Linked DNA regions of Homo sapiens: region 1 is linked to region 2. Evidence: chromatin contacts called from ENCODE Hi-C data. All regions are on one chromosome and are shown on one strand. The core of a region is the stretch at or near the end of the contact, and the rest is flanking DNA. Distances in the headings are between cores, read along the strand shown. Region 1 holds the start of LIPT1 (lipoyltransferase 1). Region 2 holds the start of NCAPH (non-SMC condensin I complex subunit H).

Region 1 (6,448 bases), core at 3,605-6,104, 2.8 Mb before region 2:
ACTTCCACTTAAGCCTATGGCTATACTGTCCTAGGAAGCCTCGCAACCGAGACTGCATTACTTTGGTTAACCTCTTTGTTCTTGGTTCTGCTTGACTGACTTTGACACAGTACCATATTCATTCAACAAGTATTTATGGAGTTCCTACTAGGTACAAGGTAATAAGGAGATAGAAAATGGGAGGAGATAAATTCATGTAATGAACCAAAATATTTGGACTTTTTAAAAGGCAGCTAAGATCCACTGAAGTGTTAAGCAGGAAGTGTTAACTCAGCTGTTATACGAATCTGCCTCTGCAGGGTTGAGTATGGATTAAATAAAGGATGGACTAGGGACAGGGGGAACAGTTAATGGACTAAGGCAGTTGTCCATGCTAGAGATAATGAGGGCCTAAAGTACGGTAGGAGAGAGAGAGAGAGAGAAGGGGATGGATATGAGTGACATTAAGAAGGTGAACTGGCCGGGCGCAGTGGCTCATGCCTGTAATCCCAGGACTCTGGGAGGCCGAGGCAGGCGGATCACGAGGTCAGGAGATCGAGACCATCCTGGCTAACACAGTGAAACCCCGTCTCTACTAAAAATACAAAAAATTAGCCGGGCATGGTGGCAGGTGCCTGTAGTACCAGCAGCTCTGGGAGGCCGAGGCAGGCGGATCACGAGGTCAGGAGATTGAGACCATCCTGGCTAACACAGTGAAACCCCGTCTCTACTAAAAATACAAAAAATTAGCCGGGCATGGTGGCGGGCGCCTGTAGTCCCAGCAGCTCTGGAGGCTGAGGCAGAAGAGTGGTGTGAACCCGGGAGGCGGAGCTTGCAGTGAGCCGAGATCGTGCCACTACACTCCAGCCTGGGCGACAGAGCAAGACTCCGTCTAAAAGAAAAAAAAAGAAAAGAAGGTGAACCTGTCCTTGCCTTCAAGAAACAAGTACCTCCACAATCTAGTGGGAGATACTAAAAAACAAGTAAGGCAATAATTAAAATACAGTGTCCTAAATGCTGTGATAGGTGTTAAGTACAGTAGAGCGCCATCTAATGCTCTAATTAGTGGATGTGACATTGAAGCTGAGACATAAAAGGGATAAAGAAAAGAATTCTAACAATGTGCAACAGCTTAGTGGAAAAGGAGATAGGACCCATGCAAATAATTTAATTCTACTGGCTGGTTATTAGGAATACAAGAATGGGGAGTTAATAAGAAGGCAAGAGAAGTAGATGTTAGATTATAAAGAACCTTAAATCCAAGTGAAATGCTTGAACTTTATTGCCCAGGATGGAGTGCAGTGGTGTGATCACGGCTCACTGCAGCCCCGACCTCCTGGGCTCAAGCAATCCTCCCCCTTTAGCCAGCATGTGCCACCACGCCTGGCTATTTTTTTTTTTTTTTTTTTTTTGTAGAGATGAATCTCACTTTGTTGTCCAGGCTGGTCTCAAACTCCTGGGCTCAAGCAGTCCTCCTGCCTTGGCCTCCTAAAGCACTCGGATTACAGGCATGAAGGCTTTGGATTTATACTTCAGGGACACCGCCTAGAGATTTTAAGCATGGAGAATGTACAATACTTGGCAATAGGTTGAATTAGGGTGAGAGAAAGAGAAGTCAAGCATCATGTCCTTTATGATATAATGATTACAAGCTCAAACCAGAGTGCCCTCATTCAAATCCCAACTCTATCCTTTATCAGTTGAATGACCTAAGGCAGATTACTTTTCTATGTCTCAGATTTGTTATCTAATATGTGGATAATGACAGGACTCATCTCATATTATCAGGCTGAGTCTGATGAGCTAATACATATAAAGTGGTTAGAAGAGTGCCTGGCACTGAAGAAAGTACACAATATGTGCTAACTATTTTATTAATATTATGCCCTGATTTCTGGCCTGGCAAAGAGGTGAAATTTCCTAGGACAGATTTTATAGGAAGAGGAAGTATGGGGTTAAGATAATTGGTTCATTTTGACTGTTGAACTAGCGGCCAACGGCACAGAGCTCAATGGATGGTAACTGAGGCCACAGGAAGGTGGTTCAGTGAGAAGATTTAAGGGCCTGCGACATAAGACTGAAGAGCAGCAACATTTAACGGACATACAGAAGAAGGAGGGAGAGCTCCCAAAGGAAGCTGAGGATAGAAGAAAAGGCAGAAAAATTTTAAATATGCTATTATGGAAGCTTCAAGGAGACAAGATGGTCAACAGTGCCAAATGCCAAAGATTGAGCAAATAAGATGAGGGTTGAAAAGGATCTATTAAACAGTATCAAGAAGGTTATCAGTGATCTTGGTAAGAACCAGATGTACTGAGTAAATAGGAGGCCCAAGGTGGATACAATGAGGGTATTCTAGTTGTGAAGTGGAAAAGCTAGGGCAGTAGGTAGAAAGGAATGTGGAGTTAGGAGAGGACTTAAGATGCAATAGATCTGAGCATGTTTAGATGCTGGTAGGGGAGTCAAGAGAGGGCAACACTGGAGAAGGGAGGTCCTTGAGAAAGTGATGGTACTGGGATCCAGAGTTCAGGTAGGGGCAGCCTTAAAGGAGAAAGTAACAAATAGGAGTGGTGGTCACTAATAAGCTGGATGGTGTCTGTGGATATGGAAATTGTCAAAGATCTTGTGAAATATCTTTTCCCAAGATTAAGGCTCTTACTCTTGTCTGCATGTGCAGAGTGTGGCAGGATGGCAAAGTAGTTAAGGACTTAAATTTTTAATCCTGGCTCTGCCACTTACTAATGACTTTAGGGAAGTGGTTTAACCTCTAGCTGCTTCAGTGGCCTCAGACGTCATAAAATGGTTGAGAGAATTAAATGTGTTAATATGCATAAGCCATTCATGTTTGGCAAATATGAAATGTTAACTGTTATGACAGGGTTCTCCCTTTCCCATCTCTATTCTGTGCTTACTGTTCCTATCATATACCATGTATTCCCTCAAGTGAACAAAGATTCCTAACCAAGACACATCAAAGTGGCATTTACCTTGATAAATTAACTATAGTCCAAGATATTGACTTTGGTCAAAAATGTGATCTTGTTAGGGTTCCAGAATTGATCCAATTCATGTATTGAGCCAATGCATGTATTTTAATAGTGCTAAAAATATCTCTCTTCATCCAGGTATTGTATATACAGTGTGAATAAAACACAACAAAGGTATTAATTCAACAAAGTTTTCATCAATTACATGACAGACATTGTTCTTAGCACTTGGGAATCATCAGTGAGTCAAATGAATAAAGGTGATAAGGAGGGCTATTAAAAAAAGTAGATGGCCGGGCGAGGTGGTTCACACCTGTAATCCCAGCACTTTGGGAGGCCAAGGTGGACAGATCACCTGAGGTCAGGAGTTTGAGACCAGCCTGGCCAACATGGTGAAACCCCGTCTCTACCAAAAATACAAAAATTACCTGGGCGTGGTGGCAGGCGCCTGTAATCTCAGCTACTCGGGAGGCTGAGGCAGGAGAATCGCTTGAACCCGGGAGGTGGAGGTTTCAGTGGGCCGAGATGGGCTGGGCAACAGAGCGAGATTCAGTCTATTAAAAAAAAATGTAGAGCTGATAAAGGGAGGATTGTAACTGTGTATGTGAGAAAACTTACATTGCAATTTTAAATAGGGTTGTTAGGCTAAGCCTCATTAAAAAGGCATCATGTGAGAAAAGATGCAAGAAGCTGTTCTAAGCACCTGAACACGTAAACCAATAAACAGACCTCAGTGAGGATGTGACATTTCAGTTGAACCCCGAAAGATAAGAAAAAATCACACAGAGTGAGAAAAAGTGAAAACAAAGGGATGTCCAAAAATCCCTGACTGCCAGCTTATTGATTTACAAAGAGAACTATAGACCATCTATCAGATATTCAGATGAGCCTGTGCAATTATTCACTGTAGGTCTGGTGACAAGCCAACTCTTAAGTTTGCTTGGTGAATACATAATCAGAAAAGGACTGAGTTACATGATATGAACGTCTGACGGAATGGGCTCTGGGGAAGACACTTCCTTAACTCAGGAGAGCCCCTGCTCTTAAGCCGGGATACCCTCTCTCCCCTAGAGAAGGCGTGGATTCATCTGGCACAGGTGTGCCCCTCTTTTTTTATTCTATGCTCCAGTAGCGGATCAGACCCCGACTGAGTAATGCACGGTATTTCAGGATATTTCACAGTCGTTGGGATAGTGTCAAGCCTTTGAAGTTCTGGTTAAATTTTGTTCCTTCAAAATCACTTTGAATCTTTCTACTCTCACCCTTTAATGACTAATTTTTTGAAGTTTTTCCTCGGAAGACTTCCTTACCTTCCATGTTCTTGGGACACTTCGCTACCTCTGCACTGCCAAACACGGCTCCCCATCACTGAACTGAAAGCGAAAACAGCACAATCCCATCTATCTTTCTAGGCAGGCGCAGCTTCTTCATAAGACCTCGCCAAGACCCTATTATTTTGTCCCCTCTCTAATGATATACAACTTACTCAGAATCTCATTACGGTCGTGTGCATGTTTTACTTCGCCCTTTTGGCTCCCAGGGGGCGTGCACACAGCTAGCGTCCAACATGTTTTACGATATTTACCCTCCCTCCTGTGTTCGGGATCAACCGTTCCTAACAGTGAAATTAGGTCGTCCCAAGTGCTGAGGAGAAAGTGTGCACACAAGAGGCTTCAACACCGGCGGAGGCGACCCGCAAGTCCTGACCCACCGCCAGAAACACCGCGCGCGCCCAAGACCCCACGGCCGCCCACGCGCTACGGCCCGCAACATCCCGGTTTGAAGCGTTTCCGCTTCACCCACCTGCGGCTTCCGGTCGTACCCACGGCCTCGTGAGGGCTCGAGCTGGAAAAGTGCGTCATACGACCCCGAGCAACCGGCAGGCCTTGCGCGCGATGCTGCCCCGCCCCCTGAGGGCCGGCCCCCTGAAGCGCAAGAGAAGGAGGGGCGCGCAGGGATCGCGCCTAGTCTCTCCGCCTGCGGAGCCGTGGGGTCCCGGCAGCCCGCAGGAGTGCTAAGTAAGGGTCCTTCAGGGCGGGAACCAGGTTCCAGGCAGGGACGCAGGCTACGTTCGAATAAAAGTACCGAAGGTCATAAGGCCCCAGTTCAGATGGGACTTCCCCGCGTGACAGCACAGAGATAACGGCCAGCCCTGGGCGAAGGTAGGAGAGCGGGCGTGCCAGGTTGGAGGGGTCATTTCGTGGAGCGAGTTTAGGGGGAGCCCCCAGAAGCCCAGAGCAGTCAGGTCACACGACGGGCAGGAAGGAGTACCAGCAAATACTTTTTATTGAGCATACAGGTATTACGCTGGGTCTTTACATATCTCCTCCAAATAAGTGAGTCCAAATGGCAGGTAACTCGAAAGGTGAGAAATTCAAGTCAGCTTTGAAAGACACATTGCATTTAAAGGAAAAACGGTATTCGCAGATGATAATACAGGATGGAGTGGATCAGAAAACACACTGAGGCTACTGATCATTCCCATTTGCCAACTCACTGCAGTTGGCAAGAAAACTCTGTGACTCCATGAGATGGGAAATTACACCAGCAGTCAAGGTAGCAAGGTAATAGTTTCGGCTAAGTTTTGCTGCATAACAAACTGCCTCAAATAGTGGTTTATATCTCTAACGTGGGCAAGGTGGGTGATTCTTCTGCTAGTTTCTCCTGGGCATATTCATGTGGCTTCATTCAGCACAGGTTGGCTACGCTGGGCGGTCCAAGATAGCCTTATTCATGCTCTGGCAGGTGCTGCCTGGCTGCTAGGGCATCTCAATTCAGGCCTAATCTTGGAAGCAGCGCCTCAGCCATATTCTATTGGCCAAAACAACAACAAAGCCAGCCCAGAGTTAAGGCGTGGGGTAATGGACTTCACCTCTTGATGAAAGAAGCCCAAAGAATTTGTGGTCACCTTTTTCAACCTTGCACAGAAATTAATCTCTCCTTCAGTTAAAATAGAAACCACTAAGACTTGCCTCTTGGAGTAAGAATCATTCAGTGTTCAGTTTGCTGATGCTGATACGGTAAATGACCAGGGCTTCATATAAAGCTACAATGAAGACATAATGACACCTCCTTTCTTTATTATCACACCTTTTACCAAGGTCACTCTGAGTAAGTCTATCTTGTATTATGCAGGTGGGAATGAATTTTGTTCAGAGTTAACTGCACTAGGAATTTTCCTAGTTATTATTAAAAACAGTCACAGAATATTGTTGCTCTTTGCTTATATTACTTCCTTCTAAATTCCCTTTCTCTGAAATCTGAGATGGTACAACTTTGGTTTTTTTTCCTAGTTTCTTGATGAAGAGGTTTTAAAGAATCCCATTCCCTCCTCCCTGCTCCAGGACTTCTGTCCCTTGGTTATTCTTACCTTTACCTACTTCTTCAGCTTCTCCACTGGAACCTTTCAAGTGACACTCAAACATGCTGTACTCTTTAACAATCCTCCAGTGACCTCATTTCTCTTTCCACTTGTCATCCTG
Region 2 (6,070 bases), core at 279-2,778:
ACCTTTGGAGAGGATACCTTAACAGAAATAGGAAGCACTTAAGGAGAACCTTGTCTAAGAGAGAAACTAAACTTGGAATTAGAGGCATGCTTTAATTCTCCAAATCTTCTTTCCGTGGTTTCTCTCCTTGCCTTTGATATTATGCATCCATTCATTCAACCGATGGTTACTGAGCTCAAAGACACTTCCTATGTCTACTTCCTCATTTCCCACTCATTTTTCAACCCACTCTGGTCTGGTTCCTATTCCAACTTCATGAGAACTATCTTTTCGTGATCATCTATAACTTCCATGTTGCCTAAACCCTATGGTCATTTTCTGGCCTTTCTCTTGGAATCCAGCAGCATTTGAAACAGCTGACAGTCCCTTCCTTGTTGAAACACTCTTGGCTTCTTCCTATACCACTGTCTTTTGAGTTTTTCCAGCTCATCCTTCTCTATCCAGCTTCTAAACGTTGGTCCTAGATGTGCAGGGCCTTCCTAGTGTTCTCACCTGTTCCCATGGTTTTATGGTCTAATGGTCTATATGATAATGGTATCCAAATTTATTTCTCAATCCATGGGTCACTTCCCTGAGTGGTCCATATAACTCCCCTGAGAGCCAAATTCTCACCTAAGTGATTATAGATCCCTTCACCTGAGTCTCTCCCGTAAGTCACACATACCATGTCCAAAATGTAACTCAATTTCCAAATCTCTTACCCAAGGCCTCCAGACCCTGCCTACGTGTCAGGCCTCACTAAGCTTGGTCACAATGTTCTGGTCAGGTCCTAGGCCAGGCCAGGCTCTTCCCTGCCTCATTTTTGTACTTGCTCCTTCTGCCTGAAACACGTTCCCTAGTATCTGCCTAAAGATCTTCCCTGAACCCCTGGCGGAGCCACCCCTACTCTGCTATACTCAATCACAGCACTCAGCCTCATGTGTAATTATTTCTTTTGTTTACTGTCTGTCTCCCCAACTCCAACAGTATAGAGATATTATCAATTTTGTTCGCCCAACGGGAGAGCTCAGTACTTTTGAATAGATGCAAAAATAAATGCATGCATGCTAAGCATACAACGGTAACCACATCGCTTCCAAAGCCCTGAAAATAACGTCTATTCCAGGAAAACCACCATTTTAATGGAGAGACACCGAGCACGCTTTAGGAGCCCAAGGAGGAGGCCGCCCCACCGCCCGCCCGGGAACTGAGGAGTGTGAGGCAGGGCCCGCGCGCTCTCCGACTCCGGCCGAAGCCGCTTTCTGATTGGCTGAGCGCACAAGGTCCGCCCGCCCCGCGCCGGCCCTCCCCTCCCCCCGCACCGGCCTCTGCTGTCAGCCGCAGGGCCAAGACCCGAGCTGAGCATATCCTCTCTCCCCGCCCAGGCCAGCCCGCCAGCCCTGCCCGCCCGAAGTACTGCTTCGCTAGGGGCCCTTCCCGCCGCGCCTCCCGACCGCCCGGCTCACCTGGGCCGGGAGGTCCCATCTTTCCTTGGCGTCTCCTGAGCTGGTTTTAAATCGCGCGCGTCGAGACGCCTGAGCGCCGTAACGGCCGCGTGACGTCGCCGGCGGGCCGGGCCAGCAGCGCGCCTGCGCAGACCACCTCGGGCCTCCGCGGGCGGCGTCAGAGTGAGTTTTGGGTTGAGGACCCCGTCTGATTGGGCTTCTTGGGGTCGGTGGACCCCCTGAAATAGTATGAAAACCCCCTCCTTCGAGGACTAGGTGCAGGACTGGGCTTGGGAACCCAGCGTCGAGCAGGGTGAGCAAGGCCCGTCTTTCGTGGAATTTACTTTCTTTTTTTTTTTTTTTTGGGACGAAGTCTAGCTCTTGTCCCCCAGACTGGAGTGCAGTGGCGCGATCTTGGCTCACTGCAACCTCCGCCTCCTGGGTTAAAGCGATTCTCCTGCCTCAGCCTCCCGAGTAGCTGGGATTACAGGCGCCTGCCACCACGCCTGGCCAATTTTTGTGTTTTTAGTAGAGACGGGGTTTCACCATGTTGGCCAGGCTGGTCTCGAACTCCTGACCTCAGGTGATCCGCCCACCTCGGCCTCCCGAAGTGCTGGGATTACAGGCGTGAGCCACCGCGCTCAGCCCGTGGAATTTACTTTATAATGGGGAGGCAGATGATCGAGAAAACGAGGTTTATTTCCCTTAGAGATCTGTGCTGTGTGGGCAGCAAAACGCTGAAAACCTCCGGGAAGAGGGACGGAGGGGAGCGGGAGCCTACGTGGGAATGAGGAGCGGTCCAGGTGGGGAAGAACTGATGCAGAAATGCTATGTATACATTAAATATAGTACAAAATGTACATTTAATATAGTGTAAGATGAAGGCCATCGTTTTATTCAGATTCTTGTGAATAGCTTCCTGTGAACACCCCCCACCCTTCAAAAAATAAATAAAGGTCGAAAAAGCGAAATAAGCATAAAATGCCATCTGTCCCCTCAGTTTCATCTAACCCTAAGGATTGAATTATGGGAGTAAAGGCCAGGGTGATTCCCTGGAATATCCCCAGCACATCCTAGAATTTCTTGTAACTCTCATATCTGGCATCTTTTACAGTGTTTCTCTTCAAGGGCACTGTTGGCATTCAGGGTGAAACAATCCTTGGCATGATAGGATGTTTGCCCTCTTTGTGGGCTCTTAAGCCCCCGTAACATCATTTGCCCACTAAATGCCATCAGTGCTGTCGCTCATTTTGGCAATCAAAAAGTGCCACCCTTTGTTGAAAACCACTTTTTTTTTTTTTTTTTTTGAGACAGAGTCTTGCTTTGTTGCCCAGGCTGGAGTGCAATGGCACGATCTCAGCTCACTGCAACCTCCACCTCCCAAGTTCAAGCGATTCTCCTGCCTCAGCCTCCTGAATAGCTGGGATTACAGGCGCCCACCACCACACCCAGCTAATTTTTGTATTTTTAGTAGAGATGGGGTTTCACCATGTTGGTCAGGCTGGTCTCGAACTCCTGACCTCAGGTGATCCACCCGCCTTGGCCTCTCAAAGTGTTAGGATTATAGGCATGAGCCACTGCGCCTGGCTGAAAACCACTTTTTAAGCCTATCTGTTGTTCGTATAAACTTGTTCTTCTAGTGACCACCTTCAAATCTTCAGCGTAAGGCTGTGTGGGTTAGAGAAAACAGGTTGACACTGTTTATCTCAGCAAATGATACCATCAGCCACCCAAGAACCCAAATCAGCACCCAGGAGTCATCCTGGGGGATTCCCTCCCTTTCTCTCCCCACACAATCCATCATCAAGCAAGCTATTTTCACCTCCTAAAAATTGCCAATCCTGCCTTTCTCCTTCCATCCACATTACCTTCTCACTGGCCTGCTCTGGCCCCCCCTCAGGCCCTGAGTAGTGTATGCGGAGTCCAAATCTGAGCTGTCACTCCCACTTGTCCCCCACCACTTCCTCCCGGAAGTATAACACTTCAGGGGTTCCACCACCCTGGGAACCTCTAAGCGTCCTACAAGGTCCTGGAAGGGTCTTCCTGCCAGCCTCCCCACCCCTGCAGCCTCTCCAGCCTCCTCAGGGACCTTGCTCCCCTTGCTCCCTGCCCTCCAGCTGCCCTGGCCTTTTTTCAGATTCCTCTCATCACACCTGCTCCTACCCCCAGGCCTCTGCACACACACACTCCTCTAGCTAGGATCCTCTTCATCCCCATCTTCACCCCCGTAGCTCCAGTTAGGTTTCTACTCCCCTCAGGTTCCTCAAGGAGACCTTCCCTGATACACACAACTCTCCATACTGGAGGCTTCAGGAGAACTTGTCACAGCTGCAATTTTCCATGCACTAGGGTGACTATTTCATGTCTGTCTCCTACATAGACCGTCAGCTCCATGAGGATGAAGCCATATCTGTTCACTATGGTTTTCCCATGGCCTGGTGCTGGCCCTGGACATAGCAAGTACTTAAATATGTATTCAATGAGTACATCTGGAAGACAATTTTAAATCCTGGGTTGGGCATGTTAACCTCTCTGGGCCCCATTTTCTTCCCCGTCTATAAAATGGGGAAGGCACTATCCCCGCACTGGACTTGGTCAGTATATGCTGGGGTCCCTGTCATCTCCCTCACTTGTTCTCTCTGCTGAATGCATCTGAGGGAGGACACTGGGACAAGTGTGATCCTCTGGATTCCATGTGTACATAAGAGTAGCAAGGGTTAGGTGATACACTGAATCAGGAGCCTCTGAAGAACAGCTTGGAAGCCCTGGGGGAGGAAAGCTACTAAGTGACCCACTAGGTGAGCCTTGAGGCTGTTCTGTGGGAATAATGGAGCCACCTGAGCTGCTTCCAGCTTCACGTGCAGGAAGGCAAAGCCAGCTCCATGCCCAGTGTCTCTCTGGGCCAGGGCTGCCTTATGCGGGCAGGTCTTTCACCTCCTGCTCTGAATGCCATCTTTGTTTTGTTTTTAGGACTATGAAGGGTGCCAAAAGAGTGAATGATTTGGCCGGGCGCGGTGGCTCAAGCCTGTAATCCCAGCACTTCGGGAGGCCGAGGTGGGCAGATCACAAGGTCAGGAGATCGAGACCATCCTGGCTAACACAGTGAAACCCTGTCTCTACTAAAAATACAAAAAAAAAAAAAAAATTTGCCTGGCATGGTGGCGGGTGCTTGTAGTCCCAGCTACTCGGGAGGCTGAGGCAGGAGAATGGCATGAACCTGGGAGGCGGAGCTTGCAGTGAGCCGAGATTGTGCTACTGCACTCCAGCCTGGGCAACAGAGCAAGACTCCATCTCAAAAAAATAATAATAATAAATAAATAAAGAAGAGTGAATGATTTATCACTGATCTCAGTGGTGTACAAAGCTCAATACCTCTGTTTGTGCAAAAGTAAAGTAGTTAAGGTTCCTCCACTAATCCTAGGCTGCCAGAAAAGCAGAGCTGGTGTCGTCTTCCTTCCCCACCCCATTTTACTCTTCATGGAGATTCTACTTCCCCCAAATAAATGGGAAACTGCCTTAGTTTAGGTGAGAAACAATAGTGTTATCCATTGGCTACCTGAACAAGCAATCTTTTGGCTTCAAATTTGCCCTGACTTTCCAGCCTGCAGCTGGCTTATATAATGATGTAGTCTGTGATAGAAACCATCAAGTCACTGGGACTTAGTAGGCATATAGTTGAAATGGCTTTGCGTTCGTTTTGGCCTCCAAGCAAATGCCTTTTTTTTCTTTTTTTTTTTTTTTTTGAGACGGAATTTTACTCTTGTTGCCCAGGTTGGAGTGTAATGGCGCCATCTCGGCTCACCACAGCCTCTGCCTCCTGGGTTCAAGTGATTCTCCTGCCTCAGCCCCCCCAAGTAGCTGGGATTACAGGCATGCACCATCATGCCCAGCTAATTTTGTATTTTTAGTAGAGACAAGGCTTCTCCATGTTGGTCAGGCTAGTCTCGAACTTCCAACCTCAGGTGATCTGCCCACCTCAGCCTCCCAAAGCGTTGAGATTACAGGCGTGAGCCACTGCACCTGGCGCAAATGCCTTTAATGTTTGCATGTGATATGAAATTCCTGACCTCCTTAAGACTGGGCTAAGAACCAACAATTTCTGTCTTCTAGAATTTCTAAACAGTAACATACCATCTTTTAAAATATAGTGCTTTTTGCTTCTCAAAGCCCTTTAACCCTTACATCTTGTTTTATTTCCAAGACCAAGCTGAAAGTTTGCAATGGCAGATAGTTTCTTCCAGGCTCTGCCACTAGCTACATGACCTTGGGGAAGTTGCATACCCTTTCTGCGCCTCAGTTTCCTCACATGTAAAATGGAGGGGATGAAGGGCTCACTTCATGGGGTTATAGTATGAAGATTAAATGAGTTACCAGATGTAAAGCCATCAGAACAGTGTCCTGAACACTGGCAAACTCAGTGAACATTAAGCATTCCCATTACTATAACTGCTGTTGTATCCTGGGGGCTAGCCAGGTTTTGTTTTAGAATAAAGCTTAGTTTCCTATCTGGAGAGGTTTCCTCTTTAATTGTAAAAGTATTCCCAGAGCACTACAGGTCTGTTCTTTCCATTACTACTTGTTTGTGTGTTTTTTCTTTTTTTTAATACTCTTTCTTGCACCCTCTGCTCCACCCAAGTTTTGCTGAC

Evidence for each region. A loop is a pair of places that touch in the nucleus more often than their neighbours do. Pooled maps may share reads with other maps.
Region 1: a pooled map shows a loop between it and region 2 (3-fold over the local background). The contact joins the promoter of LIPT1 here to the promoter of NCAPH in region 2. A Hi-C loop is called at or near these places in 6 of 50 pooled maps.

Annotation. Positions count from the first base shown.
Region 1 is chr2:99,153,373-99,159,820 of GRCh38, reverse strand. LIPT1 (lipoyltransferase 1) reads right to left here and starts at 4,854. Exons shown (of 2, transcript NM_145199.3): 1 at 4,770-4,854. It overlaps TSGA10 (testis specific 10), which reads left to right and starts at 4,879. Exons shown (of 21, transcript NM_025244.4): 1 at 4,879-5,128. RefSeq lists enhancers at 4,277-4,326, 4,357-4,436, 4,517-4,716, 4,747-4,976, 5,037-5,236 and 1 more.
Region 2 is chr2:96,331,224-96,337,293 of GRCh38, reverse strand. It overlaps NCAPH (non-SMC condensin I complex subunit H), which reads right to left and starts at 1,528. Exons shown (of 18, transcript NM_015341.5): 1 at 1,446-1,528. The coding sequence starts at 1,464. RefSeq lists enhancers at 372-1,213, 1,214-2,055 and a silencer at 1,134-1,453.